Linked DNA regions of Homo sapiens: region 1 is linked to region 2. A link is a loop called in an ENCODE intact Hi-C map of the cell type or tissue named here. Cell type or tissue: PC-3. All regions are shown on one strand. Links, peaks and the distances in the headings refer to the core of each region. The heading gives the core; the rest is flanking DNA. Region 1 overlaps PLCL2 (phospholipase C like 2). Region 2 overlaps PLCL2 (phospholipase C like 2).

The links. Hi-C counts contacts between places; a loop is a spot of excess contacts. Peaks named below come from ENCODE experiments on the same cell type or tissue, not always from the same donor. Only the 100,000 strongest peaks of a DNase experiment are listed, where the experiment ranks them.
Region 1: it touches region 2 in a loop (2.1-fold over the local background); 9 of 110 quality-filtered maps call a loop at or near these places.

Annotation. Positions count from the first base shown.
Region 1 is chr3:17,011,162-17,014,086 of GRCh38, reverse strand. PLCL2 (phospholipase C like 2) reads right to left here. Exons shown (of 6, transcript NM_001144382.2): 2 at 1,927-2,925. Among named protein-coding and RNA genes, the nearest start is that of PLCL2-AS1, 42 kb to the left of the region's middle. RefSeq lists a silencer at 676-970. In PC-3, for the core only: no CTCF peak of the experiment used is centred there; no DNase peak of the experiment used is centred there.
Region 2 is chr3:16,905,968-16,908,892 of GRCh38, reverse strand. The region is part of intron 1 of PLCL2 (phospholipase C like 2); the gene reads right to left. Among named protein-coding and RNA genes, the nearest start is that of PLCL2, 22 kb to the right of the region's middle. In PC-3, for the core only: no CTCF peak of the experiment used is centred there; no DNase peak of the experiment used is centred there; H3K4me3 peaks cover 296 bases; H3K27ac peaks cover 1,548 bases.

The DNA.
Region 1 (2,925 bases), core at 276-2,775, 110 kb before region 2:
ATGCCATTTAAATACCCATTAAAGAAAAACCTTCAACACTATAAAATGCCATGAGCTGGCCTTCTATGAACACTTACTAAGTGCTAAGCCATACTAGGCATATTTATTACACATTACTTCCATTTAATCCACACAGCAAGCCATGTTATGGATGAGAAGACTGAGCCTTAGCTATAATCCTTCTCTGTTTGTCTAGCGTCACACAGCTAGTAAGTGAAGGAGTCAAGATTTTACCTGAAAGCTGCTGATGTTAAGGCCCATGCTTTGAGTCACCGTGAGTAATAACAGGCCAATTATAATCATAATAAGAGTCAGGTGGGCTATTTCAGGCACACTTGGGTCCTGGTCTAGGCCGGGCATGCGGGCAGAGGGGGTGGACCTAGGCCCTGCAGGCCTGTGCCTTCTGCTCTCAAATAATGCAGGTTCTTGGGAATGAACACTTTAGTTTTAAATTTAAACATTTCATTTTTATTAATATTGCTTTAAATATGGACATCAAACTATAGATCATTGGCTCAAATCACTTTGATATTGACAGTTACAGAAATCAATCATGACTGTGATATTTAAAGTGCAGTTCCCCAGTCACTCTTATTACACCACTTACTCATACCTGCAGTTGTTCTATTTGTTTATCTGCCTGCCTCCTGTCTGTTTCCCCTTCCCACTGCCTGCCCCCAACTAGCATGCAAGCCCCTTAAAGGCAGGCAGTCAATCTGTTTGTTCACCACTGCATCTTCATGGCCTAGATTGCTTGTGCATGGCAGGTGCTCATTCAGTATCACTACCGACTGCTTTGTCAGGTTCAGTGCAGATGAGGCTTTGGAAAAGACAATGCTTGAGCTCTGACAAATCCTCAAAGGAATTCTGTGTCACACACACCACAGCAGCCACTGGGCAGTGGACAATGCGCTTGCTCAGAGCTGAGGGTTTACCAAACCACTTTCACCCTCAAAAACAGGGAAAAGCCCTTCATATGTCTGTTATGCTTTTACTTTAAGAGAAAGAAAACAAATTTCCTTATTGTGGGAAGGTCTTTTATTCACGAAGTACACATAGAATTAGTTGATAGGGAAAAAACGTTGAATTTTCTCAGTCAGATTTTATTTGTTGGCATCATTCTCATTGGTCATTTTAAAATATAATTTTTAAAATACAAAATAAACAGACATGGAGCACTTATCACACACACACCACTTCTCACACACTATGACAGGTTAGGGCTGCTGTCTGCATGAGGCAGGCCCTTGCTGTCTAGCTCTGTGTCACTCAGGGGTCCTAGCGTATGGCTAGATGTGTGGGCGATCCTTAATTAAATATGTAATTCCTAACTGACTGCTTTTAGCCATTATATATTTCAGAGGTAATTATTATCTTAAACTTCTAATAAATACAGACATCTCTTTTACTTACAGAATTAGCTATCCTCTCAAATCAAAAGGAGGCTCACTATGCATACACATATATTTATGGCTCATTTAAAGGTTTCCCATCTCCTCAGCATTACAGCTTCGTAAGAAAGGACTGGATCACATCCATTTTACTTTGACCTATATCCTTTTTATTTTGATAGATCATCAATTTGTGTTCCAGGTAAGGAATATTCAGAAATCCCAGAGATTCCCATGTATACTATTAGAAAAAAACAAGGAACTGTTCAGCAGTCATTAACAGGGACTGGGATGAAGGTGTGTAACACAGCAACGAGACTCACTTATCCCAATATGTAATCAATATTTTCAACATCAACTGTACCTTTAGGAAGTTAAATGATAAAAAACAGACTAGTGGCAAACATTCTAAGAACTAATCAGAATTTAAAAACTACTTAAATATACTATTATTAAAAAACCAATATATTTATAAACTATGGACATGTACAAAGTAGGAAAACCATTGAGTAAATGATTAAACACAAGCACGCACCTGCATGTTTTCTCTCAGATCTGTGGCATCCCGTATAGGGGGCTGGGCATTCTTGAATACCTCATCCACGGTTTTAATCCACAGTGTTCTCAAAGATGCATATTCCCTGGATTTCTTCCCTTTTCTCACAGAAAGGCCCCTTTTATGAGGCTTTCCTCCTCCTCTTCGGTTAGTAATAGCCACGTGGACAAATAAAGAAGCATGTGCAAGGACCTCTCCAGTTAAGGACTGCAGGGGGACATGGCGGTAGCCCGTCTGTAAACATTCAAAGGGAATTGTGTACTGGCCGATGAATTCATCCCCAATGTAGTCATCATCCAGCACTACAAAGCGCACCATGGCCAGTTCAGGCAGGTTGATTTGAAATTCAAAGCTTTCATCAAAAATGGGAGCGTCTCCATTCTGGTGCACTGTTTTTGTCCTTTGTTCTGCACAATCAGCAGGGATTCCATGGATTTCAACATAGACATAAGGATCTACCACATCACCTTTGGCACCTGATCCTTTGGGCTTGGGAAAGTTCTGCCCACTGATGATTTTAATGTGAAGAAGTTGAGGTGAGACCCCTGGGACAGAGTCTTTTGTATTGGCGCTGAAGAAGGAGACCTCCTCCCTCATGATGGCTGGCCGGAGGACATAGCCACAGTTTCCGTTCTGCCTAAACCAGCCAATATTCAGGTCCATCATCAGTCCTGGTGTCTGAAAGTTCATGGCTACAATTTGGCAACCACATTTCCAAAAATCTTGAGGATTCATGTTACTGGAATCAATTCTCATTGGACTGGGAAAAACCCTAGCAAGAAAACGTTTGTTGTAATTTACAAAGTCCCCTGGATTTTCATTGGCGTACTTGCTGGCAAGCACTTCATTAAAGGAACAGACTTCCCAGTACTTCTGAACCTGAAACGACACCTGAAATTCTTTGAACTGAACTGATTTGCAGATGCTGACCAGTTCAGACAGTTCTTTACAAAGCTGAAATCGCTTCACAGGCACATT
Region 2 (2,925 bases), core at 302-2,801:
AGAAAATAAATGTATGTTGATACATTATATATTTCCAATAGTCTCTACTCATATCACACTTTTATTAATTTCATCTTCATCTGAATAAACAAGCTATTTTTAAGCCCAGCACCAAAAATGTATAATAAACCACCTGGAACACAGCCTCAATCCCCAACACCCCAACCTGAGCTGCCCACCTCCCAGACTGCCAACCTTTGTCACTCCACCAAACATGCTGTGCTGTGCATTCACGGGTCCCGGCTTATGCTGTTCCCTGTGCCTGAAGATTATCCACCACCTCCCCCAAGCAGTGGATGTGGTGGGTGCCCTGTCCAAATCCCTGCAACTGCCCTTAGTGTTAGCTACTAATAGCTCTCAGCTAATCCAGGGATGTTATATCCTCCTGCCCACAGACAATGAGGAACTGACTAGGGTACATTAAAAGAAAAAAGAGACACGTCAACCATTGAAACGTATGGGATCTTAACTGGACCCTAAATTAAACAAACTAATTTTTTTAAAGCTATGCCTCTTAAAAATAATTGGAACACTGTTGATAGTTGATGATATTGAGGAATTATTATTATTTTACAGATATAATAATATTGTGGATGGTAAAAATATGTTTATGGATAATACGGTGTCTGGAATTTGCTTTAAAATAACACAGGATGGGGATAAGTGGATAGGAATGCAGAGGAAACAATATTAGCCATGAGCTGATAACTGCTGAAGGTGGGAGATGGGTATATAAGAGTTTATCATACTATTCTCTCTATTTGTGTCCATTTCCCATAATAAAAAGTTTAAATAGAGAGACAGAAAACCCACGAAAGGGAGGTAGGGAGTCAAACATACAATAGGAATGACAAACAGTATCAAATCAGCCCACACAGTATTTTCACTTATATTTGCTTAAACATCATCTGGAATAAAATATTGACATGAATACATATCATTGGAATAAAAAAAAATTAAAGATTCATTTAACTTGTTTTGAAATAAAACAAATTGAATACAATGAAATGAATTGATATTTATTTCTTTCGTGCAGTCATTATGAAGGCAGGTAAAGCAAACAACCAAATTCTACTTCAAGGGCACAACTCCTGAAGTAAATCTAGACTTTTGTTATGCTGTACGTTAATACCAAAAAAAAAATTGCTAATAATTATTGAAAGCTGTGCTTTACTTGCATGACTTCAATTAATTCTCTCAAAAACCCAATGAAACTAATCTCATCATTATATACATTTTAGAGATAAGGAAACTAAGGCCAATAGGTGACCCCCCAGTCTGACTCACACCAGCCAGCTTACTCCAAAGCCTAAGCCCCTAATGGAGTGCTCTGGGGAACTGGGCATCATAATGCCCTAACACCTTAGCACAGAGTTAACAAAGCAACAGCATTTGGGCAAGGAGTCCTGAATAGTGGTAGGTGCTCCAAGCATCTGACTAATAAAATGTGTGGCTGACCCAACACTGGTATCACTGGGCTGCCTTTCTGGTGGTTATGGTTTCTGTTATCTGTGCACACAAATCACAGGCTTGTCTGGTTAACATTCAGTCCTATAAAGTTGTGTTGTTCCTAGGTGATAAGCCTACCCAAGAACTAAATTCATAATCTAGCCCCTTTTGTAACAAAATGAACAAATAAGTGGCTATTTTTTTAGACTATCATGAAAAACACCGGAAAGTTTAAACTATAAACTGACAAATTTTGAGGTATAAGTTATTAGTAAAACCTCCAATCTCAAAATTTCCTTTCATGAAACAGGGCTTAAATTAAATATATAAGTAGAAAGGAGGATGATAAGACACTAAAAACTAAACGAACATGGTCAAACTCATTTTCAGATAACAGCTTGCAAAAATAATTTATCTGAGTTGCTAAAGAAAGGAAACAGGATTCAGAAGTTATAAGAATGATCTCTTAAACTCTGCAACTCAGCGGGGAAAAAACACCTTCCAAGTTACCACAGGGCCTTCCCCAAGTCTGCAACCACATGGCTGTGTTTTAGACTGGGTGGAGCACAGAGTAAACAAACAGTTTCTATTTTTAGCATGTTTTTCCTGGCCACTCTGAAATTTCCTAGTCACAAATTATTGCCTGTTATCTTTTAAAATAGATTTTTACTCAAAGAATTCATAGAAAACTTCTCAGAATCAGGAAAAGACATACAAGTTATTACATAAAACTAATTTATGAAGCTTTATTTTAGAAAATAATTTATTATGTAAAAAGTATTACATATATTCACAAAATAAACTGGAAAGAATGCTTAAAATATTTTTCATTGCAAATACACTCAGAAGAGTAAATCTTTTCAAACTCTGTAGAATATTCATTACTGATATTAATACAGTAAAATTTTAGTTTTAAAAACTGAAATTTGATTAAAATTTTGAAAATTATTATCTTTGCAAAAATTAACAATACAAGAAATCTATATCAAAAATATAAGTTCCACATTAACGAATTCAAAATTGTTTCTTTGAAATGTAAATTAATAATATGCTTAATGCCTTCTCTCAACTTTATTCAAAAATAATAGATTGAGAGTAAAAAGAACATATTCGCTTGTATATTCCACATCTTCCTTATACATTTTAGAAAAAAAATCAAGAGATGATCTGCACACCTCAGGGCCAACTTATTCACTGGGTACAACAGGCACAATGCTTACAGCCCCACAATATTTTTAGGGGCTCACACAAATGTTTTAATTTCTTTTAAAATCAGAAGGGAAAAAAGGACCTTTAGCTCAGATAAAACGTTTTAATATATAATATTAACAGATCTGACCAACACAGTCATAAAATATAATTTTCAATTTTTTTTTTTTATGGAGGAAGGAGCCTACAAAGGAAAAGGGCCTGAAAGTCATTAATGCAGTCCTGCTGCATATAAAGTCCTCCCTAGCCCAAAAGCCTCTCCAGGTG